Linked DNA regions of Mus musculus: region 2 is linked to region 1. The links are chromatin loops, found by intact Hi-C in ENCODE. Cell type or tissue: left cerebral cortex. All regions are shown on one strand. Links, peaks and the distances in the headings refer to the core of each region. The heading gives the core; the rest is flanking DNA. Region 1 holds the start of Actg1 (actin, gamma, cytoplasmic 1). Region 2 holds the start of Bahcc1 (BAH domain and coiled-coil containing 1).

Evidence for each region. A loop is a pair of places that touch in the nucleus more often than their neighbours do. Peaks named below come from ENCODE experiments on the same cell type or tissue, not always from the same donor. Only the 100,000 strongest peaks of a DNase experiment are listed, where the experiment ranks them.
Region 2: a loop joins it to region 1, with 4 times the contacts of the local background. A loop is called at or near these places in 11 of 42 quality-filtered maps.

The regions. Positions count from the first base shown.
Region 1 is chr11:120,345,554-120,353,871 of GRCm38, reverse strand. It overlaps Actg1 (actin, gamma, cytoplasmic 1), which reads left to right and starts at 5,377. Exons shown (of 6, transcript NM_009609.3): 1 at 5,377-5,447; 2 at 5,775-5,903; 3 at 5,997-6,236; 4 at 6,523-6,961; 5 at 7,054-7,235; 6 at 7,339-8,185. The coding sequence starts at 5,781. The coding sequence ends at 7,482. It overlaps Mir6935 (microRNA 6935), which reads left to right and starts at 6,459; the gene lies at 6,459-6,522. 0610009L18Rik (RIKEN cDNA 0610009L18 gene) reads right to left here and starts at 5,194. Exons shown (of 2, transcript NR_038126.1): 1 at 5,010-5,194; 2 at 2,682-3,115. In left cerebral cortex, for the core only: CTCF peaks have their summits at 206 and 3,869; DNase peaks (open chromatin) are centred at 4,871, 5,265, 5,943, 6,385 and 5 more places; H3K4me3 peaks cover 4,410 bases; H3K27ac peaks cover 4,084 bases.
Region 2 is chr11:120,229,310-120,237,627 of GRCm38, reverse strand. Bahcc1 (BAH domain and coiled-coil containing 1) reads right to left here and starts at 4,681. Exons shown (of 28, transcript NM_001347621.2): 1 at 4,521-4,681; 2 at 371-768. The coding sequence starts at 548. 2900052L18Rik (RIKEN cDNA 2900052L18 gene) reads left to right here and starts at 6,011. Exons shown (of 2, transcript NR_151480.1): 1 at 6,011-6,133; 2 at 6,330-8,318. It overlaps Gm11772 (a long non-coding RNA gene), which reads left to right. Exons shown (of 2, transcript XR_001780401.2): 1 at 1-48; 2 at 1,422-2,444. In left cerebral cortex, for the core only: a CTCF peak has its summit at 4,950; DNase peaks (open chromatin) are centred at 5,971, 6,521, 7,054, 7,428 and 9 more places; H3K4me3 peaks cover 8,000 bases; H3K27ac peaks cover 7,498 bases.

The DNA.
Region 1 (8,318 bases), core at 123-8,122:
CAGCACCAGCTGAGGTCACCCGCCGCTTGGCCGCAGCCCTGCCTGGGTTCCCCTATCGGAGATGACTCAGCGGTGGGTCCGCCCTAGCCCTGCCTGGTTAGTAGTTTCCTGGTCCCTCTTGGCCTTTAGGGTGAGGAGGACTTGGAACCGCAGGTGTGCTGCACCCCTCACTAAGTGGCAGTAGCCGGACCCACCTGGCGGTCCACATAGGAATGACACTGGCCGCCACTGACCTGCCTCCCGCAGGGGCCATGCCAGGGGCGCCATCTGCTGGGCCCTGTACCCAGGCTCGAACCCCAAGGTCACTGCCCCAGCATCCAACCACCTGGGACAGCTGCGCGCATAGTACCGGCCCAGCGTTCTCCTGCTCCGCCCCAGGATTTGGACTCAAGGGGGTGGTGGTGGTGGTGGGGTGGGTGGTGGTGGAGCTGGAAGGTGGCTCTTTCCTCCTGTCTGAAGTTTGAGGTGGCCTTCCCGAACTCTCAGCCTCATATGCTGAGGACCCAATGAGCGAAATGGACTGCGGACTGGGCTCCAAGGATGCGGGTGGCCAGAGGCTTGAAGGGGGATGAATGGTCTACTCACTACTGTAGCGGGCCACACACTGGATTTAGTCCTTTAGTCCAGACACTTTCACTGAGCTCGCCCGGGTCACACCTTCCTCCCCTGACCCCCGAGCCCCGCCCCGGGAGGGGTAATGGCAGGGTCAGAGTGACCCGCAGAACTCCAGCCTAGCCTCTGCCTACCTCCATGACTGCTGGGGCAGTGGCAGGGTACAGACCGTCCAGAGCACCAGCATTCTGCCCTTGTCCAGCCCTGACCTGGCTCCCAGTCAGACGCTGTGTCCACTTCCTGAGGGTGGTACACAGGCCCTGAGCCACACTAGCTCTGTAGGCTACTCCATGCTAAAGCAGGAGGTCTGGCTGACCTGTGTATTTCCCTGTCCCACCTCCTGGGTAGCTGCTCCTTGCCCATCTGGGATCACTAGAGCTTGGATTGGGGGATTCTTTCTCTCCACAGCTCCAAACCCTGCATTTTAGGATCACGATGGAAGTGGGAACCGGGTCTGCCCCACTTGCTCGGTTGTCCAGGCCCTGCTCACTTCCGCTGCCACCTCCTGAGCTGAGAAGCCTTCCCTCTCCCTTCCTTTGGCTTCCTGCCATGTGCACCACATCCAGCTTCATAAAGGACAGAGCTTCTTTGTTTAAAGATTTATGTCTAGGAGCACACTGTAGCTGTACAGATGGTTGTGAGCCTTCATGTGGTTGTTGGGAATTGATTTTTAGGACCTCTGCTTGCTCCGGTCAGCCCTGTGCATTCAGGCTCAAAGATTTATTTATTTTTTGGGTTTTTTTTTTTTGAGACAGGGTTTCTCTGTATAGCCCTGGCTGTCCTAGAACTCACTCTGTAGACCAGGCTGGCCTCGAACTCAGAAATCCACCTGCCTCTGCCTCTTGAGTGCTGGGATAAAGGTGTGTGCCACCACACCCGGCCCAAAGATTTATTATAAATAAGTACACTATAGCTGTCTTCAGCCGCACCAGAAGAGAGCGTCAGATCTCATTACGGGTGGTTGTGAGCCACCATGTGGTTGCTGGGATTTGAACTCAACACCGTTGGAAGAGCAGTCAGTGCTCTTACCTGCTGAGCCATCTCACCAGCCCACGATGGAGTTTCTGTGGCTAGCTACTCAGTGGGTATAAACAGAAGCCTCCAGTCCATGGGCCTGGGGGTGGGGGCAGTCAGTGGCAGAGGTGGAACCCAGTCAGTGACACCAAGGTGCGCAGAGCATGGATGGAACAGATCAGAAACCTGACTGGGGTGGCCAGCCTGCTAAAATGAAAGCTGAACTGGAAGCAGGTACAGACAAGCGGGGCTGGTCAGAGGACTAGAGGTGGCTGCAGGATCTGCCTCTTGTTGTGCAGAAAGTGGGTAAGAGCTGCAAGGGGGCTATCAGCTTTAGGAGGTGCATGTCTCTCAGGAGGAGGCAGCCAGCCCTTGGACACACTTTCTCAGACCACTTACCACATCCACATCTCACCACAGCAGTGAGGAACAGATGGTCCCTGGGTGCTGGAGCGGCTTAGTGGGCATAACAGGGAGCAAGGTCCTGAGAGAAGAGCTTTCTCTTTTTTGAGACAGTTTTCTCTATGTAGCCCAGGCTGTTCTGGAAGTCACTGTGTACACCAGGTGAGCTTTGAACTCACAAGAGATCTGCCTGCCTCTGCTGCTAGAGTAATGATTCAAAGGTGTGGGCCACCACACCCAGCCGAGGTGGAGCGAATCTTTGAGATCAGGCCAAGGCCTAGGCAGGCAGGCCTGCCTAGTCAGCCTCAGGTCTGACACAGGTGCACTAAGTGGCTGGGCACACCTCGGAGCAGCTGGGAACCTCCTCCAGCCGGGCAGATGCCCTTCCTAAGGGTGGGTGGGGAGGCTCTGTTTGTTGGCCAACACACTTTGTTTCATGTGTGCAGACCCTTGACCTTCATGGTTGTAATGTGTCCTGGCTTCTGCCACCCGAGGCTGGCTCAGACTCACCCTCGGTTTACTGCCTCCCTTCCAGTGGAAAGGCCAGACCTGTACCTCTCGGCACAGACAAGATGTCCCCACCTGCATGTGATGTGTCTGCAAAGGCCTAGACAGGAACGTGGACTCCAGTTATTTAGACGTTGAGCTCCTCAGACTTTTACAGTTCCCTTTTTATTCTGGGCTTTTAGGTTTACTTAAAAGTTTCAAAGACATCAGAGGAGTTCACTCATTACACTGTAACGTCAGCTCCCTTACTGAGGGTAACCTTGGCATACATTCCAAACCTGGCCTGATGCTCCCGGCCTTTTCACTCTCTTCTGTTCTAAGGTTAGGTTGACACCCCTGAGGGCAGGAACAGTGGAGACCATGTTTCTCGTTCCCGTTGCCTAACAAGGAGAAAGTGAGTATGAAGTGCCTTGGTGGGCGGAGCCTTGCTGGAGGATCCAGGTACCAAGCACAGAGGTGACCGGACTCTCCGGGGAATCCAAAGTGGCCGCAGGGAGAAGGAAGTGACAGGTTGCAGTGACCACCTGGGAGGGTGTCGGATGGAGCCAGCCTGCAGTAAATCTCCCCAACTCTTCAACTGCTGCATTAATCCACCGGAATATGAAATAAGATGCAACAACGTCACAATAAAAGCCGACCAAAGCCAGCAAAGGAAAAATGTTTTTTATCATTTCTCTAGACTGAGTCTTTCTTTACAACGGAGACACGCCCACTTCTGGCAGCCCTGCAATCGTGAGCCTGCAGCCCTGGCCTGCAGGCTCACGGAAGCCAGGCATTCTCAATTCCTGCTCCAAGTGGGGTGGGGCCGCCAACTTCCACAGCAGGCAAGAACAGCCCGGACCTGACCTTGGGCGAGGCCTCCCTCACACTGCCCAGTTGCAAAACTGACAAATCACAGCGCCTCCTTCTCGTGCACCGCGTTAGGAGGCCGGGCTGCGGCTCCGCTCCGGCGGGGCTGGGGCTACCCCTCCCCCGCGTCCCCAGGGAGGGCTGCGTCTCGGATCCCAAGCGCACAGGCGAGGGTCTCCGCGCGCACCGGCCGGAACCGCCTTTGTCCTGCGGGCCAATGGGTAGCCTGCTTGACTAAATAAGGCGAGGAGCGCGGCCCGGCGCCCCGTCCGTTACGTCCGCCCCCGTGACTCAGGGCGGCCACTGGCCTCCCGGCGGCGGGCGGAGCGCGGGTCGAAATCGCCAAATATGGCCGCGCGCCGCCCGCCGCCCCTGCCCCCACCCGCACACCTGAGTTGCACCTTGGTCCCGCGGCGGGACAAGGCGCCCCCGCCGGGGGAACCCGGCCTTACATGGCCGTTCCGTGCTCGCAGCGCCTTCTGCACACAAGCAGACAAAGGCGTCTTAAGAGAAGGCTCGGATTTGAGGGCCAGGCCCCCGGCAGTACTTCTTGGGTAGCCATGGGCGTGTCAGAGGTGTGAGTGCTCACCGAAACCTTCCACTTTCCCCACGACTCTCACCCCCACCTACAAGTGTTAGTTAGCTGTTAGCTCCTGTAGGCTCATGGTGGGGTCCTGGAGGTCCAGCCCTGCATCCCCCTCATGGGTGGTGCTCCCATTTGACAGGCACCTCTGTACAACCACAGGGCCAGCGCCCTTCTTTCTAGGCCTGATGTTGCACAAAAGGTGACTGAGTGTTGGCACGGGTTTATGGCCAGCAGGTAAGCAGGGCAGGCTGCTTGGTCCCCCTGGGTCTTGTGTTCATGTCTCAGATGGGGAGCTGACCTTGCAGGGCTGCCTGAGAGCGCCTGTGCATAGGGTGGGAGTGGCACCCCGTACCTGCTCGAATCAAGCTCTGTGCCCTGTGACCTTGGAGTCCCTCACCTCACTGCTACCCTCCGCTTCATTCCACAATGAACCATTCCAGAAGCTTACAAATAAAACCCGGTTAACTCCCGTGCCAGCTTTCTCTTCAGGCACCATCTAGGACGGCAGCGCCACGACCCTGCTAAGGGTGACAAGTTTCCAAACAGCCGGGAGAAGGGCAGCGAGGCCGGCCCGCCCCCCACGCCTGTCCGGAGGGGACTAAGGCCTAAGCATTCTGTGCCCAAAACCAGTTTGACCCGGACTTCATAATCAGTGGAGAGGAGTCTCGCCAGCTGACCCACGCGGGGGGCGGGGCTGGACCATCCTGAAAGTCGGGAGACTTCCCCTGCCTCAGTTTCCCTACAATGTGTCCCGCAAAGCCAGCATAACACAATGCCCACTCACACCACCACCACCACCTTCTTTGATGCCCAGGGACACCCAACCCCGTGACGACCCCTCCTCCAATAAAGGGACATGGCTGAAGTGGAAGAACTGGTGACCCTCTCCCACGTGACTGGGATGTGATGGCCGCTCCCCGGACCCCCGGGAATCCCTCCAGCCCGTCCCCAGCCAGGCACACACGGACCCTGTAGAGAAAGGTCCTGGGGGGTGTGCGGGGCACAGGATTCACATAGGGGCGGGGGCCACGGGACTCACCCCAGATCGGGGCGCGGCCCGCCCCGGGCTTGGCAGTTTCGGGGCGCAGCCCGGGCCCTCCCTGCTACGCGGCAGTCCCGGGGCAGGGCAGGGCCGATCGCACGCACGCCACTCGCCGAGACCCCCGCGAGCAAGAACCGGGCCTCCCGGGGTCGCGAGCGCGCGGGGGCGGCGCGGGCGGGGCCGTTGGCGGCGGCGCGGGCCAGGGGCGGGCGGGCCCGGGCCCCACGTGTCCCTGGCGGGCGGGCCAATAGGCGCCCGGCTTTTGGAAAGATCGCCATATATGGACATGTTCTGGGGCCGCGCGCGCCCCCGCCCGCGCGCGCGGCCCGCTCCCGCTTAAATAGCGGCGGGGGAGGCCGCGGTCGGTCTCACACTCCGCCGCCGGCTTACACTGCGCTTCTTGCCGCTCCTCCGTCGCCGCCGCGTCCTTCGCCGGTAAGCTGCCGCTCCCCGGGCTTGGCCCAGTGACTTCCTGTGGCCCTTTCTTCCCGCTCACCCTGCCTGCCGCACCGCTGCGGAGCGGAGCGGAGCGCAGGGCGCCTGACGGGTGGGCCTGGGTCTGCAGCCGCGGCTGGGGGCAGGGCGGGGCCCGACGCAATGCGCAGCCCCTCCTCGCCGCGGCGGAACGGGGCGCTGCCGGTAGCCGACGGTTACGCCGCCCGGGGTGGGGACTGCACTCCTCCGGGGTGGCTCGGCCCTGGCCGAGGACATTTTCTGAGTTCGGTGAGGGCTGCGCTAATTCCGGGGCTTCTTCCTGCGCAGATCGCAATGGAAGAAGAAATCGCCGCACTCGTCATTGACAATGGCTCCGGCATGTGCAAAGCCGGCTTTGCTGGCGACGACGCCCCCAGGGCCGTGTTCCCTTCCATCGTAGGGCGCCCCCGACACCAGGTTAGTTGAGAGGAGTGGCCTCCCTTGTGTTCTCTCTGGGCCCGGGTCGCGCGGTGGGTGGGGCGAGTCTGACCGCGGCCTTTTCTCTCGCAGGGCGTCATGGTGGGCATGGGCCAGAAAGACTCATACGTGGGTGACGAGGCCCAGAGCAAGAGGGGTATCCTGACCCTGAAGTACCCTATCGAACACGGCATTGTCACTAACTGGGACGACATGGAGAAGATCTGGCACCACACCTTCTACAATGAGCTGCGTGTGGCTCCTGAGGAGCACCCGGTGCTTCTGACCGAGGCCCCCCTGAACCCCAAAGCTAACAGAGAGAAGATGACGCAGGTATGCTTGAGCCGGGACCTTGCCTCCCCTTGGGCGTGACGAGTCATTTTGTGTTGTGCCTCATTTCCTGACATTCAAGCGTTTCTTTGGTGTTTCTAGGGTTCTGTTCCTCTTCTCCTGGCATTTCCTCCCTGAAGCCTCCAGGTTTCTGTTTGCGTTTCTGCTTGCGTTCTGTTCTTTTTTTCTTCACACATCACATTTGTGGCATGCAGCATGCAGAGTGTGGGTGTGGGAGGCTCAGGGCCCCTGCTACTCACTCACTCAGGTGTTCTTTGTCTTTCCACAGATAATGTTTGAAACCTTCAATACCCCAGCCATGTACGTGGCCATTCAGGCGGTGCTGTCCTTGTATGCATCTGGGCGCACCACTGGCATTGTCATGGACTCTGGTGACGGGGTCACACACACAGTGCCCATCTATGAGGGCTACGCCCTTCCCCACGCCATCTTGCGTCTGGACCTGGCTGGCCGGGACCTGACAGACTACCTCATGAAGATCCTGACTGAACGGGGCTACAGCTTTACCACCACTGCTGAGAGGGAAATTGTTCGTGACATAAAGGAGAAGCTGTGCTATGTTGCCCTGGATTTTGAGCAAGAAATGGCTACTGCTGCATCATCTTCCTCCTTGGAGAAGAGTTACGAGCTGCCCGACGGGCAGGTGATCACCATTGGCAATGAGCGGTTCCGGTGTCCGGAGGCACTCTTCCAGCCTTCCTTCCTGGGTAGGTGTCCACAACATGATTTAGGAGCCAAGGGGCTCTCAGAAGGGATGGAACACACAGAATGTAGTGGCTAAATGAGCTCTGTTCCCTAGGCATGGAGTCCTGTGGTATCCATGAGACCACTTTCAACTCCATCATGAAGTGTGATGTGGATATCCGCAAAGACCTGTATGCCAATACAGTGCTGTCTGGTGGTACCACCATGTACCCAGGCATTGCTGACAGGATGCAGAAGGAGATCACAGCCCTAGCACCTAGCACGATGAAGATTAAGGTGAGTGGCTACCACCCGGCCTGAGCTGGCCTTAGGACCTGTGGCTGGGAAGTGGGACCCACAGGAAGGGCATGAGTGCTCATTCAGTGTTTTTCCTCCACAGATCATTGCTCCCCCTGAGCGCAAGTACTCAGTCTGGATCGGTGGCTCCATTCTGGCCTCACTGTCCACCTTCCAGCAGATGTGGATCAGCAAGCAGGAGTATGATGAGTCAGGCCCCTCCATCGTCCACCGCAAATGCTTCTAGATGGACTGAGCAGGTGCCAGGCATCTGCTGCATGAGCTGATATTGAAGTATCAATTTGCCCTGGCAAATGTACACACCTCATGCTAGCCTCATGAAACTGGAATAAGCCTTTGAAAAGAAATTTGTCCTTGAAGCTTGTATCTGATATCAGCACTGGATCGTAGAACTTGTTGCTGATTTTTGACCTTGTATTCAAGTTAACTGCTCCCTTGGTATATGTTTAATACCCTGTGCATATCTTGATTTAGTCCTTAGTTCATGTGGCTCGGTCACTTGGGGGCTGGGGAGAGCACGCTGTAGATGAGAAAGCCCCAGCCTGGTGGATCTCTGTGAGCACCACTGAGTGATCTGTGCAGGGTATTAACCAACAGCAGACTTCCAGGATTTCCTGAGGCTGGCAAGGGTTCCTGAACCAGTTACCACTCCTTCTTGCCAGTCTAACAGGGTGGGAAAGTCCGAGCCTTAGGACCCAGTTTCAGTTCTGGTTTCTTCCCTCCTGACCACCATCGGTTGTTAGTTGCCTTGAGTTGGGAACGTTTGCATCGACACCTGTAAATGTATTCATTCTTTAATTTATGTAAGGTTTTTTGTACTCAATTCTTTAAGAAATGACAAATTTTGGTTTTCTACTGTTCAATGAGAACATTAGGCCCCAGCAACACGTCATTGTGTAAAGAAATAAAAGTGCTGCAGTAACTGACCATTGTTTTTCTGGTTTGGCACAGGGCTGTGGGGTAGGGTGGAGTTGGGAAATGGAAAGGTGTGTCTGGTTGCCTAGCAGCAGAAAGCCTTCCCATTGGTAAGAAAGCCTGTACCCCAGCTTAAAGCCAGCCATG
Region 2 (8,318 bases), core at 282-8,281, 120 kb after region 1:
CCCTGCAGAAAGCGCCACCGAGTCTCAGACGCTGAACGTCTTAACGAGGTGAATGCAAAATGCAGAAAAGAGACTTCCGCAGAATTTACTTCTGCAGAAAGGAGTGGGGGGAGGGTGGCTGGGAGTTGAAGGCTTGGTTTGATGCCTGCTCTCGGGCTTCCCGGCGTGACCCAGGGTAGCCCGGGAAAGGCTGCTGGAAACGGCGCGAGCAAGCTCGAGAGCGCGGCCCGCTCGGCATTGCACAGGGAAATGAAACCGAAGCTCCGAGAACTACTCGGAGGAGCGGAGGGGAGGGCGCTCTTTGCACTGGGCACTGTTGCCGGCTGCGGCAGGGCCTCCCGCACCGCATCCGTCCCGGCGGGACACTGACCTGTGTGCGAAGCCATCGGCAGCGGCGACGGGAAGTACTTTCCGGGCTGGAAATGCGCGGCCGGTTGCGCGGCGGGGCCGGCGGGGGCGAGGCGCGCGGCGGCGGCGGCGCTGCGGTGGCCCAGGCTCCCGCGCTCCGATAGCAAATGCGGCGGCGGCGCGAAGTCTCGGCCATCCATGCCGGGCCCCGGCCCCGGCCCGCCGCCGCCGCCTCCAGCAAGCAGCGTGGCCGGGGCCTGGGAACGACTCGGAGTGCGGGCGGTGCGCGAGCGGCGCGCGGGAGGCGGCGTCCGGGGTCACCGGAGGCACAGATAGCCGAGCCGGTCAGCACACCGGCGGACTGGGCTTCTCCGCGGGCGGCCGCGCTCCAAGCCGGCGACCGCCGTGCAGGTCCATGGTCTGCAGAGGCAAGCAAAAGAGACTTGGTGACTAGGGGTTCTTCTCGCCCGGGGTACCCGCCCCTCCCGCTACCGGCCCCCTCCTCGCGCGCCAACACGAGTGGCATCCAGACCGGACAGCGAGGCTGGGAGCGCTCGGAGGACTCCCTACTGCACACGCTTACGCGCCGGGTCATTGGAGCCGCCCAGCACGCGGGTCCGCGAGCACACACGCACCGTCCGAGCCACGCTTGGCCTGCAAGAGCCAGAGGCAACCCAACCGCGCTGCGCGCAGCTTCCCTTTCTGGTCCCTGAGAGTCCCTGCGGCGAAGGCGCCGTTGCGAAGAGGCTGCTGGCTCCACTGGGTGATAAAAACCCAAATCTGCGAAGCCATCACGCACACTCGCACGCGCGCGCACACACACACTCACACACACGCACACCCTCTCCCCTCCCCCGCTGCCCAAAGGTGTCTCGGAGGAAAAAGCCCTGGGTCCACGCTTGGCCCCCCCCCAACCCCCGCCCGTCTTTCTGAAGTCCAGCTTTTACTACATTCCGCTTAACCGAATAACCATGCTAATTAAGCGAGTAATTTTATTGATTGTAACTCAAGAGTTCTTTTTAAAATAACCTTCCTTTTCTCCTCTCTCCCATCCCCCCCCATGCGTCTTTCAGTCCATTCTTTTGAATGTCGTCCCCCACTCAGCCCCAGTGGGACCGCCTCCCCCCGCACCCCCCCAGCATTGTGCCACAACCCCAGACTGGCGTCCCGGAGCTCCGGGCGCCCCTCGACCGCCACCGGCATCACCTGGGCCGCTACGCCGCAGTGCCTGGCCTGCTGTCCCCGAGCCCGGAGCTTCCCGGTGAGGCTGGAACAATCACCCCGCCCCCCAATCAAATTCGCCCAGGATCTTCCTCTGCGGATTGGGGGTTTGGGAGGGAGGGGGCTCAGAGAGTCAGAAATTGTTTTCTCTCTGCCTCCCAAATCGGCCACAATGTTTCTCCATTCAGCGCCTGCCCGGGATCACTTAACCAAGGCTGGTCTTCGCGTGGCACCTAGGTCGACCCTGCAAAGGAGCACAGACCAAGCATAGCTCAGCCTTCTCCTGCGTCTGGGTCCCAGCAGACCCGTGTCCTCGGGTCTTCCAGACCCATCTCGGACAGGGCCGGCTTAAAATGACCCTCCTCTTCTTTTTCTTCTACCCCTCCCATCGCGGAAGTCTGCTCCCGGGCGAAATCGGAGACAATTTCAACTCTGAGAGGAGCAACCCAGCAAGCGAAATAAACTGTACACCACCATGCACGTGCGACCAAAATCTCTCGGCCCTCCTCCATTTCGAATACTTCTCTCCTTATTTCCGAAATACGCATTGTTTTAATACTTCATCTCAGTTCCAATAGAATGGAGATATTCTTAACTGTGAACTTTGCAGACAATCAAAACCTTTTTTAAAGCCATTCCACCGTGACAACAAAGCGATTAAGATGTTTTCTATTTCGTAAATACCATTTAAAATTGCTATATTTTATGCTCTGGGTTCTACACTGTCTTATTTGCACACTATTTTGTGTCTGATTTAATCTATAACCGAAAACATAATGTATTAAGTGAATACATATTTGCTCAGCTGATAAGCTTTTTTTAATATTTATTCGGAGAATTTTGCATTGTAAATAAACGGGACTACACAAAGACTTCTTTGTGCTCGAACTGCATACAAAGGGGTTTGGGGCTCTCTTCCCTCTGGGGAGCTTCACTCTCCCCGGGTCCAACAAATAACTCGCTTCTCCACCGCGCGGGCCTATTCGGCGATAGCCACGGCGCGGAAGGCTCAAACAAGGCCGAGGCGTTGTTGGCGCCGGGGTCAGAGGATGGGCTGCCCGGGGATGGAGAGGGACTTGCGCGCCCCAACCCAGGCCGGCGCCTCTCGAGCCCCGGAGGGCGCCGAGCAGGACAAAGGGAAAGGAGGAAGGGGAGGGAGGTCAGGAACCTGCCGCTTCAAAGGCGCCGAGGGCCGGAGTGGGGTCGGAGGCTGCGCGCGCGGTACAAGGCTTCGCGACGGCCTCCGGGGAGTCGTGTGCGCTGGGCTTTTGTTCTGGGCCCCCCACCCCCAGTAAGACATTTCAAAGTGGGAGCGAAAGTGGGGGCTGCCGGCGATTCTCGGGACGCGGGCTCTGGGCTCAAGCAGTGGCTTTACTCTCCACCCCCTGCGGGCCGATCGCCGGCTCGTTCGTGCCTTTCTCTCAAGCCTGCTAGACTTTCTACGCAAACAAGGGGTGGGTTGTGTCTCCGGTACCCGCCGTTGCGCTTCTGAACGGACTAGAGGGGACTTTTCTTTGTGTTCTGTCCTGCCCGAGAGCTGCCGCGCCGCCCCGGTCTGCTCGCGCCCAGGGCCTGGGAAAGCCGGCTCCATACGGAGCGAGTAAGGGCAGAAACTGAGGCCACAGACCGAGAGCCGCGGCCGGAAGCTGAGATGCAGCAGATCGCCGAGTCCCGAGGCTCCGAGGCCTCCCCAAGCCAAACCCCGGTACAAGACACCGCAATGGACCCCGGGCAGGATTGGACCAGAGGAAACAGTGGCAGCGGGCAGAGAGCCGCGCGCGGCCGGAGAGCCGACGACGAGAGCACAGCTAAAGAACCCGAACCCCAGAAATCCTCCCCCGGGTGGCTGGGCGTGACCCCCAGAATTGTGCACCCTCCTGAGGCTTGGGCAGCACTCGTACCCCCAGCTCCTCAAGGTTTGCTTTGTTTTCAAATTTCGCATCGAAACGCCGGGTCTGAGACGCCTTTGTCCTCCGGTGGAGGCCAAGCTCTGGAGTCCGTGGGCTCCCTCCTGCCGAGTTTCCCGCGCGGGTGGGCGCAATGGGGCCTGCAAGGCCAGGCCGCAGCCAGGAGCGCGCCGGGAGCGAATGGCTCCAGCGTCGCTTCACAACCCGCTCCCTGCGAAACCCGCCCCCCCCCCATCAGCCCAGCTAGGAACGGGGACTGGGTGGTGCAAGACCCCCGCTCTGGGAAATGGACCGGTCCCCGGACCACGCCACGCGGGTCTTGGCCTGAGCCCGCGTGCTGCCCAGAACGCGCAGCATGAAGACGCCCCACTGTTCAGCCCCCCTCCTCCATCCCAACTCCCCCAGAGAGGGAAAAAAAGGGAAATGTTCTGAAAAGAATTAAGTCTGTGGGGAGCGGAACCTGAAAACCTGCCAGTACCCCTCTAATCTCCTGTCCCTTCACTGAGGCCCGGAAAGCCGTGGCCACGGAGAGCCGACCGTTCCCTGCGCCACGGAACGACCGGGCGGAGCCCATTCAAGATTGCTGGGGGAGGGGAGTAAGATGGGGGAGCAAATAATTGGGGTTCGCTCCTGGTTCCTCCAGAACTGGGCTCTCACTGACTGTCCATTCGGGGCTACCCGCGAGGCTCTTGCTGAACGAAGCTTGGCGGTCTCTGTCCTGTCTCGATAATTTATTTTTAATGCAGGGTGTCGATCGAGACAACAAGCGCTCAGAGCAAAGCAAGGACGCATTACGGGGGGAATTTTAAACCGATCGATAAAATTTTTCAGAAGAAAAAATATCGTACTCATATATATAGTCCATCTTTTAAAAAAAAGCCTTTCAACATCATAACGGATTTTAAAAGGGAAGCTCTATTATTTAACATCACAATCCTGAATTTCTTTTGCTTAAAAATGTAAACCCCCAAAAACCAAAATAATATAATAAAATAATAAAAATAGCAAAAAAAATTAAAAATGAAAGCAATTTGAGTTACTTACTGGAGGCTGTTTCCTGGATACAATTGAATGCAATACAATTAAATCAGTAAATGTGACTTTGGTTTGTATTCCTATTGGTATTTTCAATGTGCTGACTGTTGCACTGTGAATGCACGGCTTCCACAACAACGACTCTAGCGAGCCCATCCAGAGCGGCTCTCAAACCTGCAGCCCGGCGCGGCGAGCCACGGGCCCTGCATACTAATAAGCTCGTGCCACTCAGCCCGGAGCAGCCCGAGCGCTGATTGGCTGCTCGGCCCTCCACGGCCCTGAGCTCGTGCCACTCATTCGGCGTAAACAGGCCTCCCAATAGGCTGGCGCCGGGCCAGGGAGCTGCCAATCAGGGAGCAGCAGGGCTACTACCAAGCCTGATGGCGCCTAATTCAAGCCCAGCGACTGCGCAGCTCCTTTGCGCAGATCATTGCTGCTGAATGGGAATGTGGTGGCGCAGGGCGGGAGAGGAGCTAGGGATAGTGAGAACGGGTGTCCGTGTCCAGGGGAGACTTGTGGTTTTGTTTTTCCATAATTTGTCAGGTGTAAGGTTTGGGGCATTTTTATTTGTTTTTATGCACAAAATAAAAAAGAAGAAATAGCCTCACGCTGTAAACCAGATGCTCTGTCCATACCAAGGGTCTGTTTGGCAGGTGGCAGAACCTGCTGCACGTAGGCCCAACTTCCAAGCGCAGATTCTGAGTTACCCTGATGTACCTCCACTCCCAGGCGCCCCCCACCCAAACTAGGAATACACTTCTGCCTGAGGCATGCCCACAGGCTCCATATATGCCCTTCTTCCCCCTGCCCGAGAGGCAGATGTACCTTTCTTCGCCAGCCATCTATCTGTCCGCTCTCAATTATTATCTCCCTCCGCCACACTTTGCAGCGTAGCAACAATCGAAATGAAAATCGAGGCTCTGTTGCCAAGATAAGGATTTACTTTTTCTATCAGCCCCTAGATTTTAAAAATATCTTCACTTGATAATTTTAGGGGTGGTTGTCATGGTGTGAAAACCATGCTTAGCATTTCTCAGGGCCTGTCCCTGCATATTCGCAAATTTCTCTCTACAATGGAAAACAGCCTCTAAACAATTCTCTTTATCATAATCAGAATCAAAGCGCTTTTAAAATATTCTGCAAGCAAATATTTCGGTTAGAATTTGGTTGCCTACCCAAATGTTATTTATTCTCAAGAAGTAGAGGTGATGTCTTAGTGGCGATGAATACATAATTTCTGCTTCTCTTTTTCTCTGTGTGTTGGGGGGGAGTATTTAAGTAGATGCCAATCGACACAGCTATATTCCTTTGGATTTTTCCAGTCTCTTTCCTGCGTGGACACAAAGGAGTTAAATCTGAGATCTGTGGTCTCCTCTCTTTCCCCGCCTCCCTTGCTTCTGCAAAACGGTCACGATTGGTTGGCACTTTGCCAGCGGGCTGTCCATCACTAAGTGTAAACAAGGCGCTGATTGGCTGTTATCCAGTCCGCACCGGGCCTCCTGAAAAAAGCAATTACTGGCTCCGCGGTTTCAAGGCTGCCCAAGGCCGCTTGATGAAAGGAGATAAACCGGGGACGGTTTCCAGGATCCCCGCGGGCCGACCCAGGCAGCTCGGGAGCCGAGGTGCGGCGGAGAGCTTGGGGATCAAAGGCATCTGAAGAGAAAGGGGAAGCGGGCGCACTGCCGGGCCGGCCTGGCCCCCTGCGGGCCACGCTGACCTGGGAGGATGGGGGCGGCGGGCGGGGACTCCGGGATTTCCCCCTCGCAAGCGACTGGGCTTCGGCCGCCGCCCGCTCTAGGTAAGCCGGGGTCTCCGCAGGCCGCCGGACGGGGAACACAAGCCTGACTGCGGGGTGGAGGCGCGAGGCCAGCCCGGGATTGCGCCCTCTCCAGCGCGGTGATTGCTGCGCGCCGGGGCGCACGAGCTGCGGTGAGGCACATCTCCTGCAGATCCAGTACGCGATTGAATCAGGCCATCCTGTGAGGGATGGGCGCGAATTCCGGCTCCCGGTGGCTCGGTGGTGACCCGACGGCGAACGCCGGCCGGGCTTGGCCTGAGGTGAGCTCCGTTGTTCTGGTCCCTCCAGCGGCGGGCAGCCGTTTCCCGCTTCGCACGCACGGAGAGAAGATTCCCGGCTCGGGAGAAACCGCTGCTGGCAACGGGAGGCCCCGGAACGCGAGCGCCCCTGTTCTCGGTTGGTGTAAGCATCTCTTGCAAGCCGCAGATTTTCTGAGTGCTTGGAATTCGAGTTCCTCGCTATTTTCTTTCACTGATTTTGTTTACCGATCCAGGAATCTTTATATCTATCTCCCCGTTTAAAGTATTCTCCCTTACCCCATCCGTCCCTTCAAAAAGAAAAAGAAAAAGGGAAAAGGATTTTAAAAAAAGAGAGAGAGAGAAATAATTGGATGCTACAAGGACACAGCGTGGCAATCCTCCGAGCTGCTGCAACCTCGAGGGGACCCGGGAAGCCAGTGTGGGGGAGGGGCGCGCCTAGACAGCTTGCACCCACTCTTTGATTTTGCGTAACCCGGGTCCTCTAGGCTGGACCGGGAAGATCTCCAAGTGTGGGATCTATCCCTCCAGGGCGGGTGGAGATGGTCAGAAGGGCACACCGGTAATCCATCTGCACACAGGCCTGCTGCTAGACACGAGAACGCGAGGTTTCTTTCCTCCTCAAGCCGGTTTAGAATCTTGGGGATCAGCACCGCCGGATCCCTAAAAGCTGGGCAGGAGGATTTGTCTCCAACCCCGCCATGTTCTGTGTCCACCCCAACCCCGTTCTGTGTCGTCTCACATCCCCGAAAGGCTCCCAGAGTGTGAAAGGCCTCGGCTCCTTGCTGTCTCGCTCCCACCTCTGCGTCCTCTCTAACCTCAGTATTCACTTAAGTCTAGTGGCCTTTTTCCTCCTTCGCTCAATACTGTTTCAAAATAGTTGTTACAGCAAATAGCTGCCGACGCGCCTCTGGATGCCGCCAGAGGCTGGCAGCTGCCCAGCGCGGGCGCACAGCCCCCGGCAGTTCCACAAGACCAAAATAAGCTCCCGTGTTCCTCTCACAGGGCTCGGCCTCCCGGGCGGGCCCGGGCATGTCTGGCTGGGCTCGCTATCTGCTTGGAGCAAACCATCCTGGTTTCCTCCTTGACTTCCTGCTATCCAAAACTAACAAATGTTTTTCATTTTAGAAGAACATGGCGTGAGGATCAGGGTCCTTTCTAGAGCAGTGCTTCTCACCCTTCCGAATGCTGCGACCCTTTAATACAGTTCCTCATGTTGTAGTGACCCTCAACCATAAAACTATTTTCGTTGCTACTTCATTACTGCAGTATTGCTACCGTTATGAATTGTAATGTAAATATTTTTGGAGACACAGGTTTGCCAAAGGGGTCATGACCCTTTAGGTGGGGAACTGCAGGAACTAGAGGGAAAGGGGGGGGGGTGTTAGAAAGAGTAGAGGAGACAGGACTATAAGCCATAGGTCAGTCTTTGCACAGGTGTCTCTGCTGTCACCTGAAGTTTTAAAAAAATTGTATGTTATTAATGCTGCAACCACAAACACCCATTCGCTAGCCCAGGGCACAATGGCCTCTGGATGCACCGGCCACCTCCACAGCCTGTCAGATGCCCTACATAGGCAGCTGTGCTGCTCATATATCAGACTTCAGGCAATAGCGTGTGTGCCCATGAACACTTGTGCAGTTTTGAACATGTGCTCTGTCTACATGCTTGTTCTGTGGGCTCACACAGCATCCATGTGTGTGTGTGAGCCTCACAACACACCCATCACCTGCCTTAGACCCCAGGATCTC